Linked DNA regions of Homo sapiens: regions 1 and 2 are each linked to region 3. The links are chromatin contacts, found by Hi-C in ENCODE. All regions are on one chromosome and are shown on one strand. The core of a region is the stretch at or near the end of the contact, and the rest is flanking DNA. Distances in the headings are between cores, read along the strand shown. Region 1 holds the start of GPR141 (G protein-coupled receptor 141). Region 2 has its middle 62 kb from the start of NME8. Region 3 holds the start of STARD3NL (STARD3 N-terminal like).

The links. Hi-C counts contacts between places; a loop is a spot of excess contacts on that map. Pooled maps may share reads with other maps.
Region 1: a loop to region 3 is called in a pooled map, with 4 times the contacts of the local background. The contact joins the promoter of GPR141 here to the promoter of STARD3NL in region 3. A Hi-C loop is called at or near these places in 6 of 37 single-sample maps with no recorded cell type and 4 of 50 pooled maps.
Region 2: a loop to region 3 is called in a map with no recorded cell type, with 4 times the contacts of the local background. The contact joins the enhancer-like site here to the promoter of STARD3NL in region 3. A Hi-C loop is called at or near these places in 16 of 37 single-sample maps with no recorded cell type and 5 of 50 pooled maps.

What each region holds. Positions count from the first base shown.
Region 1 is chr7:37,681,807-37,685,193 of GRCh38, reverse strand. It overlaps GPR141 (G protein-coupled receptor 141), which reads right to left and starts at 1,428. Exons shown (of 3, transcript NM_001381946.1): 1 at 1,291-1,428. RefSeq lists an enhancer at 3,366-3,387.
Region 2 is chr7:37,785,264-37,788,708 of GRCh38, reverse strand. No RefSeq gene overlaps it. Among named protein-coding and RNA genes, the nearest start is that of NME8, 62 kb to the left of the region's middle. Within about 2 kb of position 1,853, at least 3 of the 41 ENCODE cell types and tissues checked have a DNase peak (open chromatin) inside an H3K27ac peak, as active enhancers do.
Region 3 is chr7:38,175,844-38,179,494 of GRCh38, reverse strand. STARD3NL (STARD3 N-terminal like) reads right to left here and starts at 1,250. Exons shown (of 9, transcript NM_032016.4): 1 at 1,075-1,250. RefSeq lists a silencer at 994-1,273 and enhancers at 1,524-1,603, 3,351-3,651.

The sequences.
Region 1 (3,387 bases), core at 179-2,678, 490 kb after region 3:
TGTTGAAAATCATTGCTAGAAGAATAGTTGGAAAATTGTGTCACCTAAGCCAAAGCTGGCTCACTTCTTGTTTTTATACAGCCTGTGAGCTACGAATGGTTTTTATAGTTTTAAATGGTTATGTAAGTACCAATATATTAGCCTCAGTTCTACCTCTTGGCTTGCAAAGCCTAAAATATTTACTATCAAGGCTTTTGTAGAAAAAGTTTGCCAACCCCTGGTCTGGAATCCTTAGACAATATTCCCCCAAATTATGCAGCCAATTACTAGAAAACAGAGGACTAGAATTCACACCACCTGATTCCTCATCCATTGGTCTTCCCATTACTTCTATTGACTGATTAAAATCCTAATTAACTGATTTAAACCCAATAAAACAGAAAACAAAGACATGTAATTCTGGAGTACTTAATAAGTAATTTCTCAGATAAGTAATTGTGCAGTTATGTAGAACGCTGAAGTCCAGAGAATTAAGTGACCTATCAAAAGTCATATAACAAATTTGTAAAAGAAACAAAATTAAATGCCTATATTCAGGTTAGGCATTACTGACTTATTGTTTAAAAACTTTGCATTATATTTCATTCCACATATTTGAAAAATATTACTTCTTGGAAGTAGAAAATACTGGTATAGAAAGTATTTTACTTAAAGTAAAATTATTTGAACAGATGTTGTTCTTTTTATTTATCTTATTTAAGAAGTTATTTTCAGATCCTTCCTGTTAAGTAGTACTTTAAAAGTGGGATGGAAAGAATTATAATTACCATTATTTCACATGTTATTTTGAATATACTTCTTTTAGAAATTTCTAAGTACTTGATTGCTTACAGATTGTTTCCTTCTATTGACTAGGGCTGCCTGAATAGTTTCAAACTCTATCTGAAAATAATGCAGTAATAGAGTTAAAGGATTTTCATAACAAAAGGAAATTAAGACATCACTTAAAAGATAAGCATTTGAATAATTATACACAAATTCAATAGTGCCAACTGCTCTAAAAAATTCTATGATATGTTTAGCTGGTTTTTTGACAGAGAGATTCTGAAATCATTTTTGTTCACATTTACCCATAAATATTAGGTTTTACTTTCAGAGCAGCATATCCTAAGCAGTAAGAATAGAACAATTCTTTCTATAAAGGAGGAGTTGTGGTCAGAGAATAAGCTTGCTTTTTAGAGCAGAACCATTTGAAGATTCTGAATTAGGACTATGCCAACAAATTAAGTGTGCTTTATTTCTATAGCACTTTCATTCATGTCTCCCCAAACCTAAGTCATCTGCACTTACCTTGAAAATCCAGATTTCTCAGTGATGGCTACAGAGATGGGCCACATGTCTGCCTTCCAAATAGGATTCTGTTTCAACAGCAGGGCAGCTGGGTCATTTCCATGCTCTGCATGCATTTGCAAAGGCTCTGGACAGCTCACCAAGCAAAAGGAAGTGAATGTGTTCTAAGTTCCTCAGAATGTCAACAGACCATAAAACCTCAAAACCATTTGAAACACAATAGTCTTGAAAAACCAAGCTCTTAAACATGAGTAGTCCAGGTTGCAAACTACAGAGAGGCCAATTGTCAAGAAATATTTATGAAGGATTGATGACTACGATGAATCAAGTTTTTAAAATGTTCTTCAAACTAAATTTTGTAGAGAATGGGGAACAAAGTGGTATTATCAAAAACAAAAAGGGAAGGTAAACTGTGTATTGTTCTTCTGGTGAAGGAATATGTGTAATATTTCCTTTCAGTAAGGAGAAAATTTCCAGAGTTGCTCTATACCTCACTGGTAACTTAGGGCTCCCACTTTTATAATTGTGTTAATTAGCTGTCACTGATAAATGGCATTGACTGGGATATGGCACTATAATTATGTCATTTAATTAGAATTAAGAGAGAAAATATTTAAAATCAGAGTGTGCTATAGGGGCAGGGGAGGGGAGTAAATCGTCACAGCTTAACTTTTTAGACTGTCAACATTATCTCCAGAAGAAGCTGCCCATACAGTCATAGAGATGCACTGCAAGTATTGAGAAAAAAAAACATCAGTTCCTCAAACTGCTTGAACTTTCCTACCATTTGATGACCACTCTATAAATTAGGATTTTATAAACTTTCTAATTATGTAAATCGGTGGTCCCCAACCTTTTTTGGCACCAGGGAAAGGTTTCATGGAAGACAATTTTTCCACAGACAGGGGTGGGGATGTTTTCTGGATGATTCAAGCACATTACATTTATTGCGCACTTTATTTCAATTGTTATTACATGATAATATATAATGAAATAATTATACAACTCATCATAATGTAGAATCAGTGGAAGCCCTGAGGTTGTTTTTCTGCAACTAGATGGTCCCATTTGGGGGTGATGGAAGACAATGATAGATCATCAGACATTAGATTCTCATAAGGAACACTGCAACCTAGATCCCTAGCATGGACAATTCAACAATAAGGTTCATGCTCCCATGAGAATCTAATGCCGCTGCTGATCTAACAGGAGGTGGAGCTCAGGCAGTAATGCAAGTGATGGGGAGCAGCTGTAAATATAGACGAAACTTTGCTGGCCCACTCGTGCACTGCTCCGCTCCTTCTGTACAGCCCAGTTCCTAACAGGCCACGAACCACTGCTGGTCTGTGGCCCAGGGGTTGAGAACTCCTGATGTAGACAGCATGTTAATATTATATAGAAATTGGTCAATTAAAAAGTACTAATTTATTAAATATCAACATTTTCAACATTCCCCTATTTTTAAAATCCATTGTGACATTTCACTATTTCAAAAAGAAATTTTAAAAGGCATCAAAATGATACTGGCCCTGGGTTCTTTCTATTTTAAGGTCCCTAAGTAGAATGATAACTTTGGTAATTTGGGGTGATTCCTGGTATTCTTTACAGTGCTAAAACACTCATTATTTTAGGCGAAATTTTTGCAGTTCTGTTTTCATCAGTATTCACATTTCTTACTCCAAACATAATGTTCTAAGTGCTTCCAACTTTGTTTCTTAGTTTGAAGAGAAGGCCTCTGCATCAGGAAACTCTTCAATTTCAGCAGATGTGCGTTCTTTCTGCCATATGAGTTAAAATGCTATCTGCTTCAAAATAACTCATGCTAGAGATATTTCAAGCTTTATTAGTTGTAGAGAAGATTGTTGCTGACAAACCCTCCTGCTGAGAGCAGCTTACAAAAATGAACAGAATGCAAAACCTATAAGTTTGAAGGCTTCAGAAAGCTGCCCAGGCAATGACACCTTGAAGAAATAAAATCCCCAGAAGACAGGAAGTACAAATCAGTGAATCTGATTTTCAACTCCTGAGTACTTTTTACTCAAGGCACTGCTGATTTGAAACTGGACACTGAGAGGTGAAGAAACAGGTGAAATACAG
Region 2 (3,445 bases), core at 604-3,103, 390 kb after region 3:
CCTCCTAATATCACAGTTGGTGTACACCTGGTGATGTTATTCGTAATATCTTAGAAGGGTATTCCTCCTAATATTACAGTGGGTTTACACCAGGTGATATTATTTGTAATATCTTAGGGGGATATTCCTCCTAATATCACAGTGTGTGTATACCTTTTGATATTATTCCTAATATCTTAAGGGACATTACTCCTAATATCACAGTGGGTGTACACCTGGTGTGTACACCCGTTGGTATTATTCATAATATCTTAGAAGGCTATTACTCCTAATATCACAGTAAATGTACACCAGCGTGTATATCTGGTGATATTATTCATAATATCTTAGGAAGATATTTTTTATAATATCACAGTGGAGGTACACCCTGTTATATTATTCTTAATATCTTTGGGGAATGTTCTTCCTAATATCACAGTGGATGTACACCCTGTCATATTATTCGTAATATCTTAGGGGGACATTACTACGAATACCTCACGGTGTGTACACCCTGTAATATTATTCATAATATCTTAGGGAGATATTACTCCTAATATCACAGTGGGTGCACACTCTGTGAAATCATTCATAATATCTTAGAAGGATGTTACTCCTAATATTAAAGTGGGTGTACACCCTGTGTTATTATTCATAATATCTTAGGGGGATATTATTCCTAATAATACAGTTTGTGTACAACTTGTGTGTATGCCCTGTGATATTATTTGTAATGTATTAGTTGCTTATTACTCCTAATATCACAGTGGGTGTACACCTTGTGATATTATTTGTAATATCTTAGTGAGATATTACTCCTAATATCACCAATGTTGTACACCCTGTGTCATTATTCGTAATATATTAGGGGAATATTACTCCTAATATTCCAGTGGGTGTACACTCGGTTTGTACACCATGTGACATTATTTGTAATATCTTATGGGGATATTACTCCTAATATCATAGTGGATGTACACCTGTTGTGTACATCCTGTGACATTATTTGGAATATCTTATGGGGATATTGCTCCTAATATCACAGTGGGTGTGATATTATACCCTGTGATATTATTCATAATATCCTAGGGGGAATTTACTCCTAATATCACAGTGGATGTACACCGTGTGATATTTTTCATAGTATTTCAGGGGAATATTACTCCTAATATTATCTTTTATAAGGATATAATTTACCATAGTCATTTGCTAATCATGATCAGGGCAGGCAATGAGAGCAGTTTACTGGAACCAAGACTTCGCTAACCTCAACAGTCTTTAAAACCATGTGAAAAATGAGGAAGCGAGAGAATAGCTTTAGACTGAAGGCTCACAAGGAGGAACAGTGAAAATGAAGAGCCCAGATGAGCCATCCCAGCCACAAAGGAATGTTTATCTCTACAGTTAGTGGTGAAACACATTCGAGAATATTCTCATAAGTAAATGCTTCATTTTCACTCTCAATGTCTTATTTTCAGAAATATTTCTTATTAAAATGAAACACTTAAAAGGTATTTTTCAATGCTGTTTCTCATTGTACTTTTATGTATTGCCCCAAATGTTTCACATTCAGAATGAAAACGACCTGTGGCATGACTTCCTGTGAGACTTTTGTATTCTCAGCAGTAAGCGTCCAATATTTATAACTATAATTTTCCATTTTCAAAGGTCCCTTCTCTCATCAACTGCCATTTGGACATATGGTTTTCTTTGAAGTCCAATCCTCTGGTGATGTAACTTCAACAATGAGGGTTGTTTTCCTCAAAAGTTTTTAATTTTCATATGTCAACCTTCTCACTTTCTGCCCTAACTTCACAGTCATCTGTAGCTGTGCTAAGACATCAAGGCATACTTTTGAGGAAGTATTGGGTGACTACACCCTAAAGATGGAAGGAACTAGCAGTTACAGGAAAACTCAGCACCAAATCATATTATTGCTCAGCTACAGGAATTCAAAAGGACAAAAATGCATAATGCAAGTGCGTTATGGCCTACGTTTAGGTAACAACTGATAAAGTTCTCATTTGCTTTGGAAAAGAGTAAGTATTGTCCCCACCTGTGCCATCTGCTCCACAATCATCCAACAGTGCTTGTGGCCACAGAGATGTAAAACAACAGAATCCAAATGTTATGGAGCCATATGCTTAATTATTTCAAAAAAAGCTCTCAATAAAAGATAAGATTTTAATTCTTATTATCAAAATCAAATATGTACCAATTCAACTCAGCTGGAAAATTTCACATGAAACCAATTTTTCAACTAATTTTAAACAACTCTACTTAAATGAAATTAATTCAAAAATATAAAACCTGGGTTATAGTCCTGAATTTGGACGTATTATCTGACAGTTCCTTATTTTTCAGATAAAACGTGTTCCTGGAATCTTCAGGAGAATGTATGTTCCCATAGAAACCGTGCTATATTTAGGGATTGCTTGTCTAACAAAGGACAAACTAAGAAATAAGTTAGATGTGACCAAGAGTGGAGTATAAAAATAAAAATCAGCTACAATTTGGAACTATGACCAACACAAACTTTAATTGTTCACATTGATGATATTACGATTTCAAAGTACTAAAATCTGTACATATTGCATTTGCAACACAGCTAGAAGAATGCAGGTGTTTCATATATTTTCTTACTATACTCAGAATTCAGCACTTTTTTCTTGGGTAGTGCCAAGATTTTAAAGAAAACTAACAATTCCTTAATACGAGAGCTCAGAAATAATTTACTCCAGAATAATATAATTCTCTTATTTAAGAGATGAAGCCACCCCAATTCGGAGTTTAGGAATTTACCACAAGGCCACAGGGCTACTTAGGGAGAAGATAAAGATGAAAACCAGGGTTTGTGTTCCAAGTCTTTATTTCCACTGCCCCATGATGTACACATGGCAAGGAATTTGAGATAGTCTCTGGCAGACACATTAACTATCTATGGCTTCATTTTCCACCTTCTTTTTGCTATCTGGAATCTTATTTTTGAGTTGGAACTTAACCTTTAAGTAGAAGTTTATTTTTAAATCCTAGAGAATTAAAATTCTTTAAACATAATTATTTTCCCCCTCTAAACTGTTAAATTAAAACATTAACATAAATGATTAGCCTAATTTCATTTTCAGAAGACAAAGTCAATCTGTCCTCGGCTGAGGCAAGTCCAAAGCAAATGCTGCTGGAGATGCCACCAACTTGCTCACTTCTCCTTTTCCATGGAAGTGCCATTTGAAATGGCCATTGCTGGGCAATCTCTGCTCCTGAAAGAATGGGTGGAGGTCACTTTTCTTCTCTAGAGTCCTTAAATTGCCACTCTGAAGTATTTTTAGGAAAGTGGTAACAAAATCTGCAACTGCCAATTTCCAAACCTGTTTACACTCAAAAGTCATTAGCCAAAAACTTGAGATGCCAGGCTTGGTGCCCTGTTTGATCTAAAAAATCCCAGAGTCTTAGCCAACCTAGAAACTAG
Region 3 (3,651 bases), core at 1-2,500:
CTCAGAGGCTGTTTCATTTCATTTCTTTCATGCAGTTTTAGGCAATGCAATAATGCAGTTTTAAAAGACCAATGTTTGAGACAGTTAGATTTTAAAGACAGTGACTTCTACACGACAACATATTGTATGTTTTCATTTTATGAACATGAATAATCCACCACCTTATCAGAATCCATCAATAAAACAAGGATACCATAAGTCGTTTTGTGAGATCCTGCTTCTAGAAAGAGGCGTATGGGTAGATATGGTATACAGACGGGAATTACCTTTCAGAATTCTTCCTAACAAGGAAATGTGGCAAACTGGACTAATTCCAGTAAAGATTTAATTAGACCCGTTACTTGGTTACCTTGCTAAACTTATCCAAACTAGTACTGTGTCAAGTGATGAATTCAGTGATTCCATCTGTGAAATAGAAGACAAATGACACAGTGAACAAAGAAAAGTTCCACAATGTCCACCCATGTTTGAACTAAAAGAGAGGGGGAAAAATCCCTAACCCTAAATCAAAAGTATTCAAGCAACTAAGATTTCAAACAATGGCGAGATATCTACGAGTAGGTGAAGCAGTTAACTGAAACCACAGGGAGAACATTCATGATTCGTGCTTTCTTTCTTTTTTTTTTTTTTGAACACGACTTTTCTCAATGAATAGAAGAGACTCACAACCGCCTGTGTCTGGACAACCCACGCATTACACCCAGTCACCAATTCTTGGTCCTTCTTGGGGGCCCATGGCGCCAGCCCGGGGCCGACCCCACCGGGGACTCCTCAGGGTCCGCAGGCTGGAGGAATGAGGACACTCCCGCTACCTATATCCATCCCTGAATCCCGGCCCACGCCGTGGGAGCAGCGGGGCTCAGCATTCTGCAACTTCACTCTTGTGTCCATTATGAGCACAGCCTGCCTCGCCCCTCCTCCTCCCCTGGAGGCTCGCGCAGGACTCAGGAAACAGAACAGGACCAGGATATGGCCTCCGTCCGCGGGTCCCCTGTACGCCCCCATGTAAGTCATCTGACCCAGGAGACTCAGTTTTCCAACCTGTCAAATAGGGGAACGAGAAACCCAGCCTACCTTAACGGGTGGTTCCTGGCCGGCCGCCCCAGGCTGGCCCGGGAACTGCGGATCCGCGGTCGCGCCCCGGCCTGAGGGGCGGGGCTTGGCGGGGCGTGACCGGGACCCAGTCCAGCGGACAACGCGCAGCCCACCGCCCGCACCCAGCAGCCCCGGGACCTCCGGCCCGTGACGTCAGCACGCTGACGTCGACGCACACAGCTCGCATCTCGCTCGAGGGACCAAAGACCCGACTGGTTCCTGAGTGCCTCCATAGAGGAGCCAACCTATTGGCCAGATGACATGTCAATCTTCTACTGACCAGTAAACGACGCGGGAAGGAGGGAGAGGGCGAGCCGGTCTGCCTGTAGGAATGGGTGGGAAATCTGGGCATCCAGCTTTGAAACACGGAGCTGGTTGGACTTTCCCGCATTGTGCATCGCACGGTTTAACAAGCGCCCGCTTCCTCTTCGTCCGCGTTTCTGCGCCTTCCGCTTCCCTTCAGTTATTCGGTGGGGGTTTATGCTCCAGCTCGTGGGAAAATGTCATGGAAATGGGTTTCAGGGCCTCTTGGGCACCTCATGCTGAGCCCTCCAGGAATAAAAACAGGGCATACCATTTCTATGTCGGTACTCAGCTCAAGAGTCACCTCTTCTAACTCTCACTTCCCCCAGACCTATTTAGGATACCTTTTCTCAGCGCTCCTAGTTCATAACTAACATCTCTAAGCGGTAGTCACATTTAATTATATCTATATGTCTGTTTTCACACGAAGTTAGGCACCTTTTATTGTTTTATTTAAAATTTAATTAAACTTTTCTCCCAACGGATGCTACACTTATTCACATTTTTAGAAGTACAGAGGTATACAGTGAACATTCTTTGGATCCCCATTTCATTATTTGTATATTTTTCCAAAGTCATTCTAAGTACCGTTATTAATTTTAAATTACACAAGTAAGATTTTGTCCATGCGAAAAAAAAAAAAAGCTTAAACGTTACAATTATGCTTATATCCCTTTTAGGCCCTAATTACAAACCCAGTCTGTAGATGATGACTCCTAGTTCCTGTGCATTTGCAAGTGTAGATGTTACTTTTTTACACTTAGCATTGAAATCTTTCCATATCTGTATATAAATCTACCTCATTCTCTGAAAATGCTGCATGTCCTCAGAACCAATATGTGTATATATATACATACATAATTAATGTACCATTCCCCCACCCTCACGTTTGTTTATTAATATTATTATGAGAAGCAATGGTACCATAAATATATATGTAGATGCCTTTTTGTACTTAGGTCCAAGTATTTCTCTAGAGTGCAGATACCAACAAGAGAATGTACTGGATCACAGAGTTTGCACGATGTAAATCCTTAATAGATTTCACTGATTTGCTCCCCTGAGTAGTTGTTTTAACTTACATTCCCACTGCTAGTATTTGAGCAATTTTTCCCTGTATCCTCGCCAATACTGATAAAATACAATTTAAAAAAATTTTATAAACTGATAGATGTGAAAACCTTTTAAAGCATAACACATATACAAAATAAGTGTAATAATCATAAGTGCTTGTCTTAGTGACAGTGTGAACAAACTTGTGTAACCACCGCCTCACAGCAAAATTTTAAATGTTTACCAGCAATTTAGAAGCTTTCCTCATGCTCAGTCTTAGTCATTATACCCCTACACACAGATAGGCACAATTCTGAATCCTACCACCCAATTAGTTTTGCCTGCTTCTGAATGTTTATAAATAGTCATACATAATACGCACTCTTATGTGGCTCTTTTTGCTTAATACTATATTTGTAAGATTGATCCATATTCAAGAATATAATAGTTTCATTTTCATTTTTGTATATAATTCTAAAATTTACTTGCCTATTCTACTGTTGTTTGACATTAGATTATTTAAAGTTTGGGGTAATTACAAATGACGCTGCTATGAATATTCTTGTACCTGTCTTATGATGCACATAGTTACACATTTGATTTTGGAAGATCCCTGGAAGTAGTGTTACTATGCACAGGGTATATATTCAATATATTCAACATTAATAGACACTGCCAAATAGTTTTTAGGTTTTACTAATTTATACATGCCCTAGTCGTGAATGAAAATTTCAGTTACTCTGCATCTTTGCCAACACTTACTATACTCATTTGTGTTTTGTGTTCTTCCTTTTTCTTTTCCTTTTTAAATGTTATACATTCTGGTGAATATGTAGAGGCATCACATTGTGGATTTAATTGCATTCACTCATGTGTAGCCTCTGAAGTCTCAAAGAAATTGATGGAAACCATTCCTAAGGAAGCCCAGATAGTGGACTTATTAGATAATGATTTAAGTCAACTGTCTTACATATGCTCAAAGAACTAAAGGAAACTGAGAGATGAAGCCGGCTGGGCTTCTAGGTTGGGTGGGGACTTGGAGAACTTTTCTGTCTAGCTAAAGGATTGTAAACACACCAATCAGCACTCTGTGTCTAGCTAAAGGTTTGTAAATGCACCAATTAGCACTCTGTGTCTGGCTAATCGGGTGGGGACTTGGAGAACTTTTCTGTCAAGCTAAAGGATTGTAGATGCACCAAT